2 separate regions of the Homo sapiens genome follow, and region 1 is linked to region 2. The links are chromatin loops, found by intact Hi-C in ENCODE. Cell type or tissue: B cell. All regions are shown on one strand. Links, peaks and the distances in the headings refer to the core of each region. The heading gives the core; the rest is flanking DNA.

The links. Hi-C counts contacts between places; a loop is a spot of excess contacts. Peaks named below come from ENCODE experiments on the same cell type or tissue, not always from the same donor. Only the 100,000 strongest peaks of a DNase experiment are listed, where the experiment ranks them.
Region 1: a loop joins it to region 2, with 2.9 times the contacts of the local background. A loop is called at or near these places in 1 of 110 quality-filtered maps.

The regions. Positions count from the first base shown.
Region 1 is chr9:99,586,166-99,597,093 of GRCh38, reverse strand. LOC101928438 (a long non-coding RNA gene) reads left to right here. Exons shown (of 7, transcript NR_109802.1): 4 at 807-904; 5 at 8,508-8,669; 6 at 10,110-10,209; 7 at 10,444-10,928. Among named protein-coding and RNA genes, the nearest start is that of NAMA, 220 kb to the right of the region's middle. In B cell, for the core only: no CTCF peak of the experiment used is centred there; DNase peaks (open chromatin) are centred at 3,363, 3,503, 4,063 and 6,023; H3K4me3 peaks cover 475 bases; H3K27ac peaks cover 1,081 bases.
Region 2 is chr9:99,655,561-99,666,488 of GRCh38, reverse strand. The region is part of intron 3 of LOC101928438 (a long non-coding RNA gene); the gene reads left to right. LOC124902234 (a long non-coding RNA gene) reads right to left here and starts at 893. Exons shown (of 3, transcript XR_007061699.1): 1 at 858-893. In B cell, for the core only: no CTCF peak of the experiment used is centred there; a DNase peak (open chromatin) is centred at 6,098; H3K4me3 peaks cover 897 bases; H3K27ac peaks cover 1,604 bases.

The sequences.
Region 1 (10,928 bases), core at 3,190-8,189, 69 kb after region 2:
AAATGGGGGTAATACTACCCACTTATCACACAGAGGTATTTTGTAGTTAAGTAAAATGATATAAGATCATCCATGTGAAAGCACCTAGAATAACTTCTGGTATAGATTAGATATTCAGTTCTTTCCATTACCCAGATTTCAACTTAAAACTTATTTCTGCCTCTTGGGAGTTTCTATAGCCATTTGTTTGTAGCATAAATACAGCATCAAGTCACTCTATATTATAATTATAATCATATATATGTACACACATGCATTCTCTATATATAGAATGCATATGTATACATGTGTGTAGATACATATGTTTGTATATGCATGTACTTTAAAAAAATTGTTAGCTTCTTCTTGAGGGAGGGAGATATGAATTATTTACCTCCAGATCACTAACTCATGACTCAGTGACTTTGAGTGTGTTACGCTGCCCCAGTAGCAGTAACATAATTGTTGAGAGCATTCTGTTACTACAACAGGTGCAGATGGGTGAGACAGTATAGGTAATTATTATGAATGCTGCCTCTTGAGACAAACACAGGTCTAAATCTCAGCCCTGCCCCTTACTAGCCACAGGATCTTGGCAGATTACTTACTCTCTCTAGTGATACTACCCTCCACATAGGGCTTGATGAGGAGCGGACAAGATACTCAAACATAAAGGACAGTGACTTGATCATAATAAAAGCTCCATAAATGTTGCCTGGTAATCATACTTTACAGATACTTGTTAACCTTAATTGTTTTCTTGGGAATGCATAAGCTTCAATACCCTGACTCTGTTAAAAAATTTTACAGTTCTTTTATTCCTTTAGATTATGATATGGATGGATGATGGAAGGAAGGATCTATGAATATAATATTTGAGTTTCAGTTACTGGCCTTTACTTCTTCCAGAAAGTCAGGCCAAAAGGTAAGGACTGAAATGGGAAGCTCTATAATGAAGGGCAGGGTGAAGGGGAACCTTCCTTATTTTCGCTAATAAATAAGACAGAGAGGCCACCCTATGATAAGGGAACAACCTTTTCTGTCATGTCTTCATTGAAATTGAAGAAACGAAATGAGCACTGACGGAGAAGGGTGATGTCACCCTGTCATCTGCTGTCCCTGAAATACCACTTCCTCTTGGTGGGAGCATGACGAGACAACACAGAAACGCAGTTTGGTCCCTCTCAGAGGGACTGTCAGCTCTTCAGATGCTCACATGCAATGAAAGGGTGTCACTGATGAACCCAGCTACCTAATCCTAGAGGAAAAATAGAAGACATAACATACAGAAATACATAAGACAACAGAAGAGGGCTGTTATTTGCAGACAAATACTCTTAAAGGTATTTTATAGTATGCCCTCAGCCCCATCACCACCACACACAGACACTACCATCCAGTTTTACAAAAATAAATTTTGTGTGTCAGATTTGTGCTAGGCATTGTTTTAGATGCTGTAGGAAATCCTGGTGGGGCAAAGGCAAAGATTTGTCTGACCTAGTAATGCCCTTAAGAAAGTTTATATTCTAGTGGAAAGATAGAAGTGTTCCAAGGTCATTGATAACCTATGAAATGATGCATAATAAACACATGAAGAGTAAGCAAAGAGCCATGGGACCCTGAGGAGGAAGGCTTCTCCCGGGTGAAGGGAATTAACATCTGTTAATTTATATACAAAGTCTATGAAATCAGTGTGTTGAAGAGATATCTGCACTTCCATATTCACTGCAGCACTCTTTACAATAGCCAAGCCATGGAATCAACCTAAGTGTCCATCAACATAAGAATGGATAAAGAAAATGTGCTGTATAGGCACAGTAGAATACTATTCAGCCTTAAAAAAGAAGGAAATGCTGTCATTTGTAACAAAATGAAATAAACATGGAGGACATTATGTTAAGTGAAATAAGCCAGGCACAGAAAGACAAACACAATATGATCCCACTTATATGTGGAATCTACAAATGTTGAACTCATAGAAACCAAGAGTAAAATGGTGGTCACCAGAGACTGGGGTTAGAGAGATTGAGGAGATGTTGGTCAAAGGACACAGAATTTCAGTTAGACAGGAGGAATAAGGTTAAGAGATCTATTGTGCATCATGGTGACTATATTGTGTACTGGAACATTGCTAACAGAGTAGATTTTGAGTATTCTCACCACAAAAGTAGGTGAGGTAATGTGTACGTTAATTAGTTTAATTTAGCCATTCCACAATGTATACATATGTCAAAACATGTTGTACACCATAAATATATGTATTTTTTACTTGTTAATTAAAAACTTCTTTAAAAACAGAAGCTATTATGTGGCACATGCTATGCTGGGAATTTTACCCATTTTTTTTTTCCAACAGGAAAATTGAATGAGGTCAGTATTATTAACTCTTTGACAATGGGTTATTTGGAACCTCAAAGAGTTTAAGTAACTTGCCTGCGTCATGCATTAGCAGTAGTCAAGGTAGCACCCAGCTCCAAGGCTGTCTGATGTCAGAGTCTTGGCAGTTTCCTTTCCACTAGAGATAACAGAAGGCAGCTTTTGACTGGGGCTTGAAAAATTTCAACAGGTGGAAAAAAGGAATGTAAAGTGGACAACAAGAGAAGGCTTGTCACTCCAAGGAAAGGATGGTGTGTCACGAGATAACCCAACACTGCCTCATCCGTATCATCCATGTTGCCATTAAACAGATCACACACTACAAGACAGGCCCTGTACTTGTCCTTAAGAGATATGGGTGCATAGGACAAAAACCCCTAACCTTGCACATATGAGTCGAAATATATCTGAGGAATCATGCAGAATATGGAGTATATTCAATGCCTAATGTGGCATTGATGTGTTATGAATCATGGTTATTTTATCTAAAAGAGAATGACTGAGAATATGAAGAGGTATGAGAAGGCACTGGCCTGGAATTTGGAGGATCTCAGGCTGGCCTTGATTACTACATCCTGACTTTGTGACTCTGGGCAAGTCACATCCATTCTCTGGCCTGAGTTTCTTCATGGGGGGAGTGAAGGTTTAATTTACATGATTTTGAACATCTTCCTTCCAGCTCAAAGCAGACACTGAGGAGCTTTGCTAAATTAATTTTGTTCTAACAGGTCTTCTTTTGAGTATTCTCCCCCATTTCTCCCCCAAGATGGCTAATGCTGTTTCTTGGAAACATTGATTGCACACCTCCACCCTACCTCAGAGGGGAGGGGAGCCAAGCAAAAGTGTCTCTCTGAGGAGGAAGGTGGAGTTGCCCACCTGCCCAGGGCAGTAAACATTCCTCCCTGGCAGTCAGCTGACTGTGGTTGGGGAAACCCAGCCTGGAAGATCTCTAAGGCTGTATCTCCGTGCCTGAAAATGACACTACAACCCTGCATTATTCACCCAGCTACCAACTGTGTTTACAAAATAGGACTGGCAAGTTCTGGATAATTGGCCACTCCTGGCTAAAATTATAAAGTCACTACGTCATTGTGCTTCAGCACAGTGGAAACAACAAGAGGTAGAAAATGGATTCATTTGAGGCCAATTTTAAACATTTAGGTCATTTATTACCACTGAATCCCTAATTCTTTCTGTGTTCACAGTAAACGTCAGCTTATTCTTGGACTGCTAAATACACAGACTAAATGATCTCTTCTGAGGTACTCTGTTGGAAGGCTGGCTACCTTGTGCTTTTATTGAGCATTTAAAAGCCTTGAGTTTCATTCTTACCTCTGACACTAACTCTCTGTGTCATCTCAGATAAGCCACTAACCTCTTTGTGCCAATTTTTCTCATTGGTAAGATGAGGAAGTTGGACAAGATCTGTAGTTTCATTCACTAGCTTTAAAAACTTTTTTTTTTTTTTTACCATTGATCCCACATTTTGAAACATTCTCACTCTCAAAAATTTACATTTATTAAGTAAAAATTAATACTAGGAAAAACACTGCTTAAGTAATAATTAACATTAGAAAAACGCAGCTTTTCCTAGTATTTTCATTGACCATAGATTTCTATAATTTCTAGTCAGAAGTTCTGATAACAGTGAGGTACCCAGTGTGACCACATTGAGATGATGTCATTCCAGACATAAGAGAAGACACGTGACATTTTCTCTCACCTGGGTGGGGAGGCCGACCACAGGAACACTTGTGATTTCTGGAAAGATGTGGAAGGTTGAAAAGAGCTGGAGGAACCAAATTGTCAAAAGCACAGGCAGACCTGGGTTTAGAGTTTCATTTTACCATTTGGTAGCTATGTGACTTTAGGAAAATGACTTAACTTCTCTCAGCCTCATCATTCTCATTTTTAAAGTAGAGATAATCAGGAAATTGTATGTACCCTGGCTATCTCACAAGTTTTTTTCTAACAGTTAAATTAAATAATGCATTTGGAAAGTTGTTCAAAACTGCAAAACCTGAAACAAATGAAAGTTGTTACTCCTAGTGTTGTAAATATTCTCATTCCAAATATTATTAGAATATTAGATTGTAACTGACAACTTCTCAGACTCATATTCCACCATCCATCCTGTTAGATGTATGAAATAATTTGACTCTGCTTCTTTCCTTTATTCATAAACTAATTTTTTTCTTATTATTATTAACTTTGTGGTAAAATTCACATTAAACTTACCATTTTAAGATGTAAAATGCAGGGCTATTAATATAGTCACAGTGTTATGCAACCATTACCACTATCTAGTTCCAGAATATTTTCGTCACCCCAAATAAAATCCTATACCTATTAAGCAATTGCTCCTCATTCTACCCTCTACTCCCCCTCTAGCCTCTGGCAAACCGCCAGTTGACTTTGTGTGTCTATGGATTTTCCTTTTCTGAGCATTTCATATTAGTGGAATCATACAGAATGTGGGTCTTTTGTGTCTGACTTCTTTCCCTTAGCATAATGTTTCCAACCTTCATCCATGTTGTAGCATGTATAGAACTTTATTTCTTTTTAGAGCTGAATAATATTCCATTGTATGAATATGCCACACAGAGTGGTTTTAACTCTTGTGGATTATTGCCTTCTTTGAAAATCTGATGACATGCACAAACACACTCTTCTCCCCACAAAACTGCATGTAATTTCAAGGCATTGAAAGAGACCCCCAAGTCCATTAATGTACCCCAGATTAAGATCTCCTGCTCAAGTAAGAGAACTTTTCCTGAATTATCCTATTCATTCATTCACTCATTCACTCATTCATTCATTCATTCATTCTAACCATTCATTTATAATTACTAATTGTATGTAAAGTGCTTTTCTATGGTGGAAGGCATGAGAATAAAAGTGAGAAAAAAGTGGACACTCGTGGAGCTTACTTTCTAGCGGTGGGAAGCAAATAAATTCAATCTGATTTTTACCATTGATCCCACATTTTGAAACATTCTCACTCTCAAAAATTTACATTTATTAAGTAATAATTAATACTAGGAAAATATATTAATAAAAATAATTAATATGGGAAGCAAATAAATTCAATCTGATTATTATTCCAGGAGAGGAATAATACTAAATAATAATTATTAATTATAGTAATAATTATTATTATTCCAGAAAAGGAATAATCTAGCAAAGAGGTCTAGATAATGTTCCTTCTTCCTGTGATAGCGGCAATTCTATCTTTAAATTATGAAACAATTCAGGTGAACATGTGGATTTTCTCAAATTTTTCTTTCAAAAAGGCTACAGTTTGCTATGTTTCATAGTAATTGAGAGCACAGGCTTGGGAGCCAGAGTCTACCTTTTCCATGAAATATCTGTTTCACCCCCACCCCAGAAAGTTAGTTACCTCTCTTCATATATTTTCATCTATAAAATGGTAATAATAATCCTATATAATTTATCCTTTTTACAACAACCCTACTCAATGAAATAAAGTATGTAAAACAACTAAGACACCTGAAATACAGATTTTGCTCAATAAATGGGGGATCATTTGTTTACCAAACAATTGCCCATTGCCATTCTCTCCTGAAGTAAAGCTCCTTTGCATGCTGCTTAACCATGGGGAAAAAGGAAGTGTTCTGTCACATGTGTTGTTTTAGTCAGAAAAAGAAGGAAGTGGGACGTGTCTTACAAGGCTGGAAGAAAAGGAGCTGGGCTGTTTCAGCCCCACCAGTACATACTGGTTGATGTTTCACCTCTCTGTCTCTATTTTGAGAATCATTCTGGATTTTCCTGAGATTTGGGTTCATGATGTCTTGTTTCTGCCTTAAAGGCAGAATCTCCCTTACCCAGCCTCTTCCTTCTGTTTTCTTCTGGGTCTCTGCTTTAGAGAATTCTTCCCTGGCCTTGTTTTCTCCTCTCCCTCCCCAGCCCTGTCACTCAATTCCCCTTATCCTGCTTTCTTTCTCTTCATGGCATTTAACACAATTTTTAATCTCTAGTGCATAGAACAGGGCTGGGCACTAGCAGACACTCAAGGAAATATTTATTGGACAGACCAATTTATTGAAAATCTCAGTATTCATGAATTTTGTATTTCCTGCCCACTTGCTGTTAGGTGTGGCTCAATTACTCATTTTGACTAATGAACTGTACTGAGTGGAAGTGACAATGTATCACTCTCAGGCAGATCCTTAATGAGCCAGGGCAAGCTATTGATTCTCTTTCCTTCTGTTGTGTAGCTAACCATATGTGAGATTGTGGCTGCATTGTCATCCCAAGTCCCAGAGTGGCTACAATGAGTGGAGCCTCCCCTAATTTCTTGTGATAGGGATGTTACATAAAAAAGAAATAAATCTTTACTGTTTTAAGCCACAGAGCTTTGTGGGTTATTTGTTACTACAGCATAACCTATATTTTCCTGACTGATACAAGTGCCAACCTTATAATTTAGTCTCTTACTCTCTCCCCACAAAAGAGATCTGGTAACACTCAACTTCAAATAAAAAACCCATGATTAGAAAAAATAGATGTGGCATTATAGTACTATCTTAGGTCGCATCTACGTCTAATTTATTCACAAGATGTCTACAGAATGATCATTGGTCAGCTCCTACTTCATGTACCGCACTTTAGCACTGGAGAATGAGATTAAGTTTTAGAAATCATTTCCTTCAGGTAGCAGAGGTTTCTCCACATGAGACCTCCCTACCCCACCCCCATCCCCAGGCCCTGTGCAATTTGTTCTTCCTCAGCCTCCACTGCAATGACTAAATCTGCACAGTCTCTGACCAACGTTAGCCCTTTTATGTTCATAAGACAGACAATTATCTCAATGCTCAATTGCAGATTAATTGAAGTGCTGGTATAGTAGAAGAAAAAAGATTTTGCATCAGAGAACTTTGGTTCAATCCATGAACCAAAAAGCTCCATGATCTTGAGTAAATTGCTTAGTTTTTCTGAACCAAAGGACCCCAATTATAAAATTGGGATGACAATGTGAGTCTAACCAAAATTCTTGCAGATAGATGTGTTTTGGAATTCAGAATTTTTTAGATTTTAGAAAGGTAATATGTTGCATATGATGCATAAATTGAAACAAACCAAGTAAGACCTGGGAAGCCCTTCAAAACGAAACACGTTACTATTTCTGCATCAAAATGTATCATAGTCAAGTAAATGGGACAAAGACTATGAAGAGGCTTTGTCATTACATGAGTTTTCCCAGAACTTTTGGTTTTCAGAGTTTTAGAAAAAAATTATGAACAAGGTATTGTGGGCCTGTAGCTGTATTTTAGGTTGTTACTATTTCATTATTATGTTATTATTTCAAATAATATGTTATTATCTCATTTTTGATGTATATAAAATGAAATAAAATAATGTATATAAAAATAAAGTCATGTATATAAAAAGGATATTTTGTAGAATGTATATAAAAGGGACATTTGAACAATGTCGCCATAAAAATGAGAATTGTTATATCCTCACAGCACAGAATTAGTAGTTCATTCAATAACATTCCACATAACATTCAAAAATAACAGTAATATGCAGTTAACATCTACAATATGTTAGTCATTTCTCTAGGTGCTGGCACTTATGTTACCAATAAATCAAAGCTGAATTTCTTCTCATCAATCTCTTTCCCAAAAGATGCATGTGCTTCTGTGTAATCCTTTTGTCTTAGTCTGCTTGAGCGCTGTAACAAAATACTTTAGACTAAGTAATTTTTAAACAACAGAAATTTATTGCTCACAGTTCTAGAGGTTAGGAAGTCCAAAATCAAGGTGTCAGCAGATTTGGTACTGGTGAGGGCTCACAGATAGTGCCTTCTGGCTGCATCCTCACATGGTGGAAGGCGTGAACAATCTCCCTCAAGCCTCTTTTGTAAGAGCACCTATCTCATTCATGAGGACTCCATCCTCCTGGCCTAATGACTTCCCAAAAGCCCCAGGTCTTAATACTATTGCATTGTGAATTAGGTTTCAACACATGAATTTGGGGGGAAACACAGACATTCAGACCACAGTAACTTTCCTACATGTGCGCACACACAGAGCCAGACTTTTGATAGTTTCTTATGCTTATTAAGATACTTCTTTATTTGGGGCTTTAAAAAATGTGTCAGATAAATTAAGTTCTCTACTTTTCAGAACAAAGTCCTAGAAGGTCTTCTGGTGAGTCACATTCTGAGCAGCAAAACTGGCATTGAGGCATAATTAACATTCAGATTGCCCCCAGTTTCTATGGAGATGAGTCTAGCCCCTCGGGGGAGTAGTGATGGATGTGTAATCTCCAAGATAAGTAACTGACAGGTAAGAAATTTTTCTTTCTCAGATGCATTAATTATTCACATTCATTATTCATCAAACACTGCGAATTTCTATTTGGAAATTGGACCAAATAGAGATATTCTTCCTGGTCCACTTCCTATAATCAAATTCTCCTAGGGACTGCTGAGAGTTTGAATAGGTCTGCTGTTTGGTCTAGTTTAATGGCAGGTGTTTGTTTAGTGTCACCAGATGATGGAATAAAGACTAAACACCTTGTGGACTACAGAAGCAAAGACTTGCATGGGCTTCATCCTCTCTAGGTACTGATATTTCCTTCTTACTGTTTTCTCCTTCTAGAATGTAAGCTTAGTAACAACTCAGACCTTGCTTGTCTTGTTCACCAGTGCATCTCCAAGCTCCTATAACAGAGTATAGACACTTGATAAATATTTTTTGAATGAATGAATGAGGTTTGGGTCAGGGGATGGCAAAGTCCATCAGAGTGAATGCATATGGGAACTGTCAAATGGGAGATCCAGCCCTGGTTCTTTAATGGGAATTGCTGTCCACATCCTTCCCTGGCTAAGATAAAACATACAAGGGGCACAGAGAGAAGTAATTGGGGCAAGACCCTTAGTCCTTTCCATGATTGGCACCTCTTGGCACATTCTTTAAGTCAATTCTTATTGCAAACATTGTCTTTTTATCAGTGTATCTGAATGTAGACCTGTATTTTGCCTGATATATATCCTGGGACCATGGTCAGTCAAGAATTACTGATGGCCTCAACAGGCCAGGCTTTGAAACCGCACACAGTGCCTAGTCTCAATATAGAGCCATGGCCCAAGGTCAGTTCTCTAAGAATTAATTTGAGGAAACAAATTCACTGAATGCCTATTTGCCTAATGACCAATCTTCCAAAAACAGACTTTCTATAATAGGATCGACTTAAAAAGTGGGCAGCCATTGGGGTTCTATGGGATGGTTTCAAGGGCCTTTGAGTTTTCCAATAGTGTCTTTTTTGCTCCATTAGTCTTACCTTCATTAGAGCCACCTCTTCACGGCAAGTCAAAGCTTCATGTTGTATAGGTTTTTGGATCTGTGACTTTTTGGCATGAGGATTTTTTTTTTTTTTTATATTTCAAATCAGGTGTTGTGTATGTCTTAAATGTCAGGAATATTACAAAAGATAGAGCAGGTGTCTCTTGTCTAACACATTCCAAATCTAGTTTACTGCCTAAATACATGTTAACTGGTTCAAACAAATTAATATTTTGTTTGGGCTTTGAGCAAACCCAAAAGTATTTTAGGATCTAAATTATTAAATACAAAAGAAATGAATGTTCAGTCACCTTGGACTAATAGGGCTAAGTGGCTAAAACGATATAGTTGTAAGAAAGCTAAAAACTAATTGTGTTTCTTAGTAACACATCCTTTCATTCATTCATTAATTCAACATATTGAGTCTCTTTTTGTTGCCAGGCTGTATTCTAGGAACTCAAAATGAAAGAAAAATAGGATATGTTTCTTACTTTAGAGACCACAGAAACTAGTCTCCTATATTGGACCTTCTTGGTAAGAGGTAGGATTTATTCTCTTGAATTCATTGACTTTTTTTGGTGCTCATCCTTTTATTCCATTCTACCTTCTACTTTACAAGTATAACTTATATGCCTTAACTGTACTGATTTTTACCTTCATGGCCTATCCTAATTCTCATGAAAATGCCCTTTCTCGTCTCACATATGCTCACTGTATCACTGGAGACCTCAGTTTTAGCCTCTCAGCCTCTTTCTGTCCTTTCTTGCTCTGGCAGCCCCATCCCTTCAAAGGCCACATGAATCTGAAGGCCAATATTCAAGTCCTATGCTGTTATTATCAACTTGGATGCAGCGAGTCATCTGACCTGACCTGTGGACACAGCCTCTGCATCTGTTGAGAGGATTAAAGAAGTCTAATTCACAGTTACTGCAAGTATAATGGAGCTGAGAGGATGGTGTGAGCAATAGCACCAATGTAAGAGTTATCATAGATTAACACACTACTGGTTCTGATGCAGCACATAAGGCAAGTACCATGGGAATGCAGAGGAGAAAGAAATTAGGGAGATCAACAAGGTTTCACAAAGCAGCTATGGTGAACTTGGCCTTGAGAGTAGGGTTTTCCTGGTGAAGAAAAACATTCTAGGCAGAAGAAATAGCATACACAAAGACTCAGAGGCACCAAAGAGTCCTGTGTGTGTGGTGAATAATGAACAGAAATTGCCATAGATTAGGTGGGAAGTCATTGGTGTTAATTTAT
Region 2 (10,928 bases), core at 3,662-8,661:
GGATCACGAGGTCAAGAGATCAAGACCATCCTAGGCAACATGGCGAAACCCCGTCTCCATTAAAAATACAAAAGTTAGCTGGGTGTGGTGGCATGCGCCTGTAGTCCCAGCTACTAAGGAGGCTGAGGCAGGAGAATTGCTTGAACCTGGGAGGCGGAGGTTGTGGTGAGCCAAGATGACAAACTCCAGCCTGGGCGACAGAGCGAGACTCCGTCTAAAATAAAATAAAATAAAAAACCTAAACATTATGGATTTTTTTTGGTGATTTTTTTGCGAGCTCAATTAGCTAACATTAGTGTTAGTGTATTTTATATGTGGCCCAAGACAATTTTTCTTCTTCTAATGTGGCCCAGGGAAGCTAAAAGATTGGACTCCCCTGATCTATATGCTGATAGCTCTCAACTTTCTAACCTAAACTCCCCAAGGTGCAGACTAAACAGATCCATCTATTTATTCAACAGCTCCTCTTTGATGGCTAATCAACTCTAACGTCCAAAGCTGAATTCCTAATTTCCTCCACTACAAACCTACTCTTTTTACAGTGCTCCCCTTTCAGCACATGATAACTCTGTTCTTTCAGTTTCCAGGGCCAAAAATTTTGGTGACATCCTTAACTCTTCTCTTTCTTACAACACGTATCAAAACTCTCACCATATCCTGAGGCTGCTTTTTCAAAATCTATATAGGATCTGGCTGCCTCTTACCCCCTACATGGCTCCAAGCCATCATTTCCTGGATTTTTCCAGCCTCCTAGTTGGTCTTCATGCTTCTACTTTTGCCCTCTGTAATCTACTCTCAACAAAGGGGTCCTTCAAAAACCCAAGTCATATGATGTCACTCTCATGCTCAGTACTCACCAATAGTTTCCACCTCCCTCAGATAAAAATTTAAGACATTCAATGATATGCAAGGTCCTATGTGATCTTGCTTCCAGCTACCTTTATGACCTCATCTTCTATTACTTTTTTCTTCACTCTGTTCCACCCACATTGGCCTCCATACTGGATCAGCATGTCACTCCATACTGTGTCCGGAACATGCCCAAGTACTTTCCTGCCTCGGGGCTACTGCCTGGAATGCTCTTCCCTTAATACACGTGAGACTCCCTCCTTCCCTACTTCAGGTCTTTGCTCTAAAGCCATCCTTTTTATTTAGGACTTTCCTGACCATGCTATTTAAAATTACAATCCCCTTTCCTCCTTCATGTCTTCACTTATCCTCCTTTATTACTTTCATTCCTGCCACAGCATCTATCACCATACAACCAACTTAGTTTTTATTGTCTGTTTCCTACAACAAGAATTAAAGCTTCATGAAGACAGATATTTTTCATCTTTTGCTTACTGCTTTATCCCAGTTGTTGAGTACGGTGCCTGGCACATGGTAGATACTCAATAAATATTTGTTTTTAAATGAATCTACAGATATTACATCTAAGGAACTACTGAGATGTTCCCCTTGGTGCTAAGATGATGAATAAACCTGAGACACTTGGAAACTTCTAAGCTCTTATGGAATGAATGATGGTTATAATATCATTAGATGCCCAGACATTACAAGGGAAGGGTAAGATGAGACCTCTGAGGCTCAGTTAGGATAACAGATGTTTCTTCACTCTCTTTTGATTATGTTCCTGTCACTTGACATGGGATATAGCTTGTTATGATGATGGAGGGAAGAGTGCTGAAACTGGGAGAGGACTGTGAAATATTATAATGGGAGACAGTTCAAATATCCCACTTAGAATTAGTGGGAGGCATTCATGGAGTAATGATATTATCTCATTATCTAAATCTCCTAAGACTGTAAGTATCCTGCCAGTTTCTATTTTATTTACATAACTCAATACTTCAGGCTGTTATAGGAAGTTTCTGACTCTAGCAAGAAATATAAATTGACAGGGGAATATATTCATTATATATTGAATTTTAAAAGAAGATTATAAAATACCGTAAAGATGGAGATTTTGTTTAGTTAGGAAAAGACCCATGCTTTCTATCATGTGTCTAATGATACATCTGACAAGTTAATGTAATAGAAGGGGACACACACACACACACACACACACACATGTACACACATGCTTAGGTCCTAATCATGACTATATCTGGCTGTTGGGACTGTATTTTTATTTCTTTTCTTTTTGCTTATCTAATATCTCTACCTTCTGATTTTCTATGGTGATTATACTGTGCTTGTATAATCAAAATAAAGAGTGAATATGTTTGTGGGGTTATTAGGCTGTTGAGGGCATGAGATACTCTAGGCAACGATCATGGAGTCTCAGTGTTGGAAGTGACTTTTAGGTTATAAGGCCAACCTTGTCCATGTCCTTGCCAAGTGGTTCTCTATTTGTGCACCTCTAGTGGCAGAAAGCTCACTGCCTCCTGAGGCAGCCCACTCCATATGTCTGCATATGACTTCTACACATGAAGTTCTGCTCTTGGAAGTAATAGATTCTGGATTTTTGCAATAGCCTCCTAATTGGTCTTCCTGTTTCCATTCTTGCCCCTCTGTAATCTCTCTTCAACAAAGTTGTCTTCCAAAAAAAGATCATGAAGGTTGTAGTTTCTGATTTATATGTATGTATATACAGTTTCAGTCTACTGTAAAGGGAAGAGAAAGAAAGAAAACAGAGGATATGAATCTAGGGACTATGCTTAAGGAAAACATATAAAGGCTTTATTGGTGCTAGAAGCATCACCAGTATAAATAAAACATATGCTGCTTCTTTGAATTTTTATAGATGTAACTTTAATGTAATGAGATTAAATTATCTTCTGTGGAAGGGACATTATGGTAGGCACTGTTGGTGAAGATAGAAAGCAAAAGATAGAAGAGGAATTCAAGGTATGAATTTCTTTCTCTCATGACACACACTGTCCAGTTAGGGAGAGCCTGAAACAGATTATATAAAACATCCTGAGAGCCGACACAATGTACCATAAAATGAACCATAGACAAGGGGCATCAGATGACTGGTAAATTAAGGGAAGATGAGAGTGCACTGGTGCTGCAATTCCATTCAATAATTTTTTTTGAATATCTCTGTTCTGAAAATGACTGTGCTGATTTCTGTGGAAATATACAAAAAGAATAAAGCATTGAGCTTACCCTCAATGTCTGTGGTTCAGTGGCATTCAAGATTAGTGATAGGAGTTTTTAAAGACTTGGGCAAATGTTCTAGACAGTGTTAAACTAAAAAATAGCATACAAAATTACACGGTCAGTATGATTTTAACTGTGTAAAAAGTACCCAGAAGAACATTAGGAGAAAATATGCTGAAATGTTAACAATTTTTAAAAAAGTCAATCATGTCAGGGTGGAATTATGGTGATTTTACCTCCCCCCACCTTTAAACAGTTAACTCTTGAAGAACACAGGTCTGAACTGCATGGGTCCACTTACATGTGGATTTTTTTTCCACTTCTGCCACCCATGAAACAGCAAGACTGACCCCTCTTCTTCCTCCTCCTTTTCAACCTACTTAACAAGAAGATGATGAGGATGAAGACCTTTATGAAGATCCACTTCCACTTAATGAATAGTACGTATATTGTTTTCCTTATGATTTTCTTCATAATGTGTTCTCTCTAACTTAATTATAAGAATTCAGTATATAATACACACAAAATGAAAAATATATGTTAATTAACTGTTTATGTTATCAGTAAGGCTCTGGTCAACATAGTTAACCCAGCTAAATTTTGGGGGAGGCCAAAGTTATATGTGGCTTTTTGACTGTATGGGGATGTCAGCACCCCTAACTCCCACATTGTTCAAGGGTATTTTTATGTGCTTACCCATTTTCCATCATAAAATGCATTGTCCTGTTTTATAATCATTAAAAAAAATAGTTAATTCCACCAATTTTACCGATATTCTGGTCTTGCAGGATAATAGAGACTTTATCCTAAAGCTTGAGGTCAGTTCTTAGCTGTTATTCTACTGACCGTCATAGCTTTTAACCACCTACTATTTCTTAACACATCCTTGACTGCCATGGATTTGCACTTTTGTTGTTCTTTCACATCTCGTATTTCTCTTTCTCCCTGTATATGTCCTAATTTTGTGTTTCTAAGGCTTCATCTTTACCCTTCCCTCTCTTGGGGACTACTCTGTACATAGGCTAGGGGATCTCAAGTGTACCATCTGTGACCTTGGCAGCAAGTCCAATCCCTGAATCATGACACACAAGTCGTGGCCTCTTTAAGGAGCATCAGGAGCCAAGGTGGTCCTCTGTAACACACGTGTGCTCTGGCCTTTCCACATCAGAGTATTTTGAAAGATAATGTAGGGCCAAGTGAAGAGATGGGACTGGTCTTAACTTCTCTGAGCCTCTGTTTCCTCATCTGTAAAATTGTATGTAGGGTTAGGATGAAACTGCAAAGAGTTAAAATATTTAAAGTGCCCAGTGTGGTACCCACATGCAACAGCTGCTCCAGGAATGTTCTTTCCCTTCCTTTTCCCCTTCCTCCATTTCTACCATCTGCCAGGATATGAGATTGACGATCTTCAGGGCATATTGTCTGTGGCTTTTATTATATACATCTATTAAAGATCCAGTTAATCTATTTTGGTTGCCATCAAAGCAAAGGATTACCATCAAAATGTCTATTTATGCAAACAGAATGGAGTAGTTTATTGATCCGCCAATTAGTAGTGTTCTACTATTTTAGTCTAGTCTTAGCTTTTGGGAGTTTCTCCTGCAGTTAGCAGAATGTCAGTGAATAAACAAATAAAATACATGTATTGTGTGGGATTAAAACAGTAGCAAAAGGGATTATTGAAATTACTCAGTCCCACTTTTATGGTTTTTCTAATGCTTGTTTTAGCTGTTTTTATCTAAACAGCTGTTTTAGCTGTTTGAGGGAAGTGAAGTCCTGGAATCTCTCTGCCTCAACAATGTACACTAGAGTATTGAAAACAATTATGATTTATCTTGCCAGAAGATACTTTTCTTTTCCCACCTTGATAACCCTTGGTGTTAAAGTGAGAGACAATATGGTATAGTGGAGAGTGTTTTAGACTCAGATTTGCATTTAGGCTTCATAAGAGTGGGAAATCATTCCTTTTTCATACAGCTAGTATGATAATTAAGTCAGTTAACACCTATGGTAGCTTTTTTTTTTAAGTACTAGCAATATAAGCCATTATTATTTCTTAGGCTGATGCAACAAATAATCCAGAAATATCTGACTCTAGTCTTTCTTGATGTAGTTAAATATTTATTTTGTTTTCCATGGTGTTTGCCCTTTAAGCAATAACAATAAAAGAAAAAGAGATAATTATCTTTAAGAGAAATTAGCATCCAAAACGCCTCAGCTACTATATCTTTTGTCACTTAGCTAGTGCATGGCTTACAGTGGATGTTCAATACATGTTGAGCATCCACTGTTGAATGAGGAATGAATGGAATAGATTTATCCCACCCTTAAGATAGAAGGATAGTCATGGTGACTTTTTAGCAGAGAGAACCACAATTCGCTGACCACTCTTAAAAAGCATCTGTGAAGCCGTGATCAACTAGGGCTAGGGCTCTCCATACACTGTGTATGATATATGTTATTAGGTTTCAGATTGGCTTGTATTAGTTCTAACCAATCGGTACATTTTAATTAATGAAGTTTAACATTTGTTGAGTACTTTGTAGTTCATGAAGCACTTTCGTGTCAATATGTCCTAGAATATTATGGAGTCTTACTGATCCTATATAACATAGATGAGGAAATAAAATTTAAAGAAATTAAGTAACTTGTTTAAGGTAACATAGAAAGCGAGAAGCAGAATCTTGCTGTGAACTCAGGTCATCTGGGTCCAAGCTCAGGGCACCATGACCTGAGACTCCTGCCCTGGCCGCTGCTACTGTGGTGCTTAAGCGTTTTGCCTCTGAGTTTCTGCAGTGCCTAGGATGAGATACTGGGAGGCAATTTGGTTTTGGAGGTGCGGAGGGGGAAGCTGGCTGTTCCACAGTTGCTTGCTGAGCCATCTGCTCTCTCTTCCTCTTCAGAAATGATGCATTTGTTACTGTGGGCTGCTTTTGCTGAATACTTGGATTATGTCACTTTCTCTGTTTGTCACATGTGGGGCATTTGGTGACATGCAACTCAGCCTACATTGGTTTTCCTACGTAATGTGATGGGTACAGGCACATTTGCTTTCATTTCAATGTCTGAACAATTTTAATGCCATTTAGACAAGAGTCACATGTCTGTGCAACAATAGAAGACTTCTCACTTTCAACTTCCTTTTTTTGTACAGTGCTAATAGAAATTGGGGGGAAAATTACATACACACATGTGCACACACATACGACACAAACAAACCAAAGGATCCTATCGATTAAGTTGGACACTGGTCAACTGTGTCATGGAGTTTTGTACTAGTAGCAGTACTTGTGTGTGCAGGTTTATCTGTTACAATTTAGTATCCAAATCTGTTCATGTTTAGTAATAATTATTAACAATTATCCTGGAATAATTTGTAAGTGAACCGGTGGTTGCAAGGCTTATGTGTGGGTGGGAGAATTAATTTTTATCTCTGTGGGAATATTTGGTAAGATGATTAGGAAGCAACAGACTTAGGTTAGTGCTGCTGCTGATTTGCTTTATGGCCTTGGGGAAGTGATTTCACCTCTTTAGGCCCAGTTATTCTGTCTATAAAATGATGAGTACAAAAGGTCTCTGATAATTCCAGCTCTGTGGATCTATAATTAATTGACCTTGTAATATATAGGAATTAGAGAAGACATACATGGGGTATATTTTCTGAGAATAGAGAAATGGCTTCAAACATTCTGTTTTTTTCTTTGTGAGTAGAAAGAAGAATTATAGGAGAGGTGTCAGGTTGCGCAGATATCTCTGAGCGTGGCTAGGGTATGGAGCTTATTGTTTAGATATAATGTCTATATAAGCAACATTTTGTCAAACAAAAGACTGAAAAATTCTTTTTTTTTCATTCATTTTCATTTCTGAGAATGTTGAGTGCCTTCATGGTTTATTAGGGTATTTAGAATCCCACAAAACTTGATGGGTGGTAACTTATCTCAAGTTGGATTTATTAAGTTCTTCGCTGTTCAAATATATAGTGAGTGCTTACTATGCACCAACCACTGTACTTGATGCTGGAGGTTCAAGGGTGAATTTAATTCATTATTTGACCTCAAGGGATTCCTAATCTGATGACAAAGGCAGGTCTGTAAACAGTACAAGTGCAATAACAAGAAGAATGTACAAATTAACATGGTTGGCAAGGAAGAAGGAGGAAGCAACCTGCTGGGAAAGACTGATGAAGAAAAGATAACACAAAGTAGATCTTAAATGATGGGAAGATTATTTCCAGGTGGAAGTAGTATACGAAGGACAGGCTAAGCCAAAGGAACAAGAGATAGGAAGATACAGAGGTGTGAAATGCATGTGCAATATTGGGCAGTAACAAATAGTGTAGTGTGGCTGGAGTATGCATGAAATGTAGGTTGACTAGGCTGGAGAGAGAGTTTAGAGCCCAAGTGTGAAGAACCTTGATGCCAGTCTAAAGAGTCTGAGTTTTGCTCTATTTCTGGCAAAGGACTTTAAACAGTAGAGTGGCATGAGTGGCTTTTAATGTACCAGTACTGCTTCATTACATACAAGATCTTGGCATGTTCACTGAAGAAGTCTAGGTCAAATGAATTACACCTAGAAGTTTGGTTTAGGTTCTGAATTTATTTTTTAATGGTCTCCTTTTAGGAAAACTGTCTAGGTGTTTTTGATATGCTCTTGCCAGTAAGCAGGGAGGGTCTTATTGGTGGTATCTGTCTGATGTGTCTGGACAGGAAAGGGGAATTTTGTTTTAACTAATGTAGTGGGAATAAGACAAATAAGGTGAGATAAAAAAGGTTCAAAGTCAAGGCAGGTCCTGCAGGAATTTCCTAAGCCAAACAACAGGCAGAGAGATAACAGCTTAGAAGAGGGCTACTGTTAAGTAGTAAGTTAAGGACTAATAATTATAGCCTCACAGTGAATAATATTTTGAATAGGATTCATCTGGAAGACCAGAAAATATGGTTCTCTCCGGCTGGTCATAGGTGAGAGAATAGGGAATCAGTTCTCAGTACTTTCAAGAGTATTGGGAGGTCTTCTGATCACCTATTCATTAGATCCGTGGCAGTTGCCTATGCCTTCTGGGTTGTGATCTTTTCATAGATGGTATGTGCAATTCACCACTAGGAGGGTTGGCTTCTGCCTTGAGTGAGCATAATTACTGTTATAGAAAATGTGATAGGTATATTTGTTGCTTCTGTCTACCCAGTACATCTTTCCCCTTCTAGTAAAGTTATCCCTTTTCCTTTGAGAAGTTGCCCCATATCTATTAAATAGTGAAGCTCAAAAACATTGTTTCTCTGCTTTTCTGGTCAAGGGATGAGCACAGAAATCAACATAGGCCAATCAGACTCTCTTTGGAATTCTGAATCTTGAGAGAAGTCTTCCAAGTATGGAATGCCGTTGGAGCTCAGTCAGCCCATTTGCAATGCCCTGCCAATGCGATGTTTGGAACTGTTTGGTTCTAATTCTCCCTGGTGGCCTGTGTGTTACTTGGTTCATTGAATCTATGATGCTTAACCAATTAATTACTTTTTCTTGCATGCCTAAGTGCTAGAAGTCGCTTTCTGAGCTTCTGACAAAAGAGTCTCAACTATTGCAGAAGTTGGTACCAGGAGTCCTTCAAGTCTTATACATTTTCCTTATAATTTATCCTACTCTTTTTAAAATAACTTTTGTAAGAAAACATAATAAAGGTATAAATTCAGCAATGCATTAATCAGTTTCTCTCTCTTTTTTTAAGAGCTCTTATCTCCATACTACATCAACAAAGAAATTTCCATCTTCCCTTCCTTTCCTTTCCCTTCTCTTCCTTTCCTGTCAGATAAACAGAAATTTGGGGTTTCAAGTTTGGGTCAAGAAAGTAGTTGTGACTGAGAAGGCAGCTACAGTTGGTAGAACCTTTGGGGTTGGGATGAAGAAGGAGGTCAGCATTGAGGAGATGGTCAAGACCCATGAGGACCTTGTAGTCCATGGGGCCTGCGGGGCACCGATCAGAGGTAATTGGGTGTAAGAAGGCCTTTTAGATTTTTGTTTGTTGCTAACTATGTATTATTTTAAAATACAGTTTCTATGTGGTGCTGGAATGCTATTGATTTTCATAGGATGGTCTTGTTTCTGACAGCCTTGCTGAGTACTATTTTTAATTCTAATAGTTTATCTATTTCATTCTGTCGTGGAAAGAGAACATACTTCATATTATTTCAATAATTTTAAGTTTATTGAGACTTTTTTTGTGGCCTTAAATATGGCCTGTCCTGGAGAATATTCCATATGGACTTGAGAAGAATGTGTATTCTGCTATTGTTGGGTGGAGTAGTCTGTTGATATCTGTTAGGTCTAGTTGTTTAATAGTATTGTTCAACGCTTTTTTCTCCAATTTAAAAAATTTTGGCAAAATACACATAACATAAAATTTACCATCATACTCTCTTTCCTTTTTGTTCTTATGTCTAGGTGTTGTATCCATTATTGAAAGTGAAATACTTAATTCTCCAACTAATAATGTTGAATCATCTATTTCTTCCTTCAATTTTGTCAGTTATTGCTTCATGTATTTTGTTGTTAGGTACATCTCTGTTTATAGTTACTATGTCTACCTGATGAATTGACCCTTTTCTCATTTAAAAACGTTTTACCTTGTCTCTATTAATTATTTTGTACTTAAAGCCTTTTTTTCTGGGATTAGAATAGTCACTTCAGCTCCATTTTGGTTACTGTTTGTATGGCATATCATTTTCTATCCTTTTCCTTTTAATCTATCTGTGTCTTTGAATCTATTCTGTATTTCTGATGGAAAGCATGTAGTTGGCTTATTTTGTTAAACCATTTTATCAATCTCTGCCTTTTGATTGGACTATTTAATCCATTTACTATAAATGTAATTGCTCATAAGGTAGGAGTTACATCTGGTATTTTGTTATTTGTTTTCCATATAACTTGTCTTTTTTGTTTCTCTGTTGTTCTATTACTTCCTTCTTTTGTGTTAAGTATTTTTTAGTGTACTATTTTAATTCACTTGTCATTTCTTTTGCTATATACTTTTTGAGTTATTTTCTTAGTTGTTGTCTGAGGATTATAATTAACTTTTTTTATTTAAAAAATTTTGATTAATGCATGATAATCATATATATTTATGGGGCACAGTGGTATTTTGATACATGCATACAATATATAATGATCAAATCAAGGTATTTAGGATATCCATCACCTCAACATTTATCATTTCTTTTTGTTAAGAACATTTAAAATTTCCCCTTCTAGCTATTTTGAAATATGTAATAAATTGTTGTTAACTGTAGTCACTCTGCTATACAGATATAACTGTATTATTTTGTCTATCTAAGTGTATGTTTGCACCCATTAACCAACCTCTCTTCATCCCCCACCTCTACCCTTCTCAGCCTCTGGTAACTATAATTCTACTCTCTATCTCTATGAGATCAACTTTTTTAGCTTCCACATATTAGTGTGAACATGCAATATTTGTCTTTCTGTGCCTGGCTTATTTCACTAACATAATGGCCTCCAATTCCATCCATGTTGCACAAATGACATGATTTTATTATTTTTATGACTGAATAATGTTCCATTGTGTATATATACCACATTTTCCTTATCTGTTTATTCATTGATGGACATTTAATTTTGTTCTATATCTTGGTTATTGTGAATAGCACTGCAATAAACATGGAGAAGGACATTTTAATTTATAACAATCTACTTTAGATTAATATCAATTTAATTTCAATTGCATACAATAATTTTCTGTTATATAGCTTTTTTCTCTCCTCCCTCCTTTGCCCTATTATTATCATACAAATTACATCTTTATACCCTATAAGCCA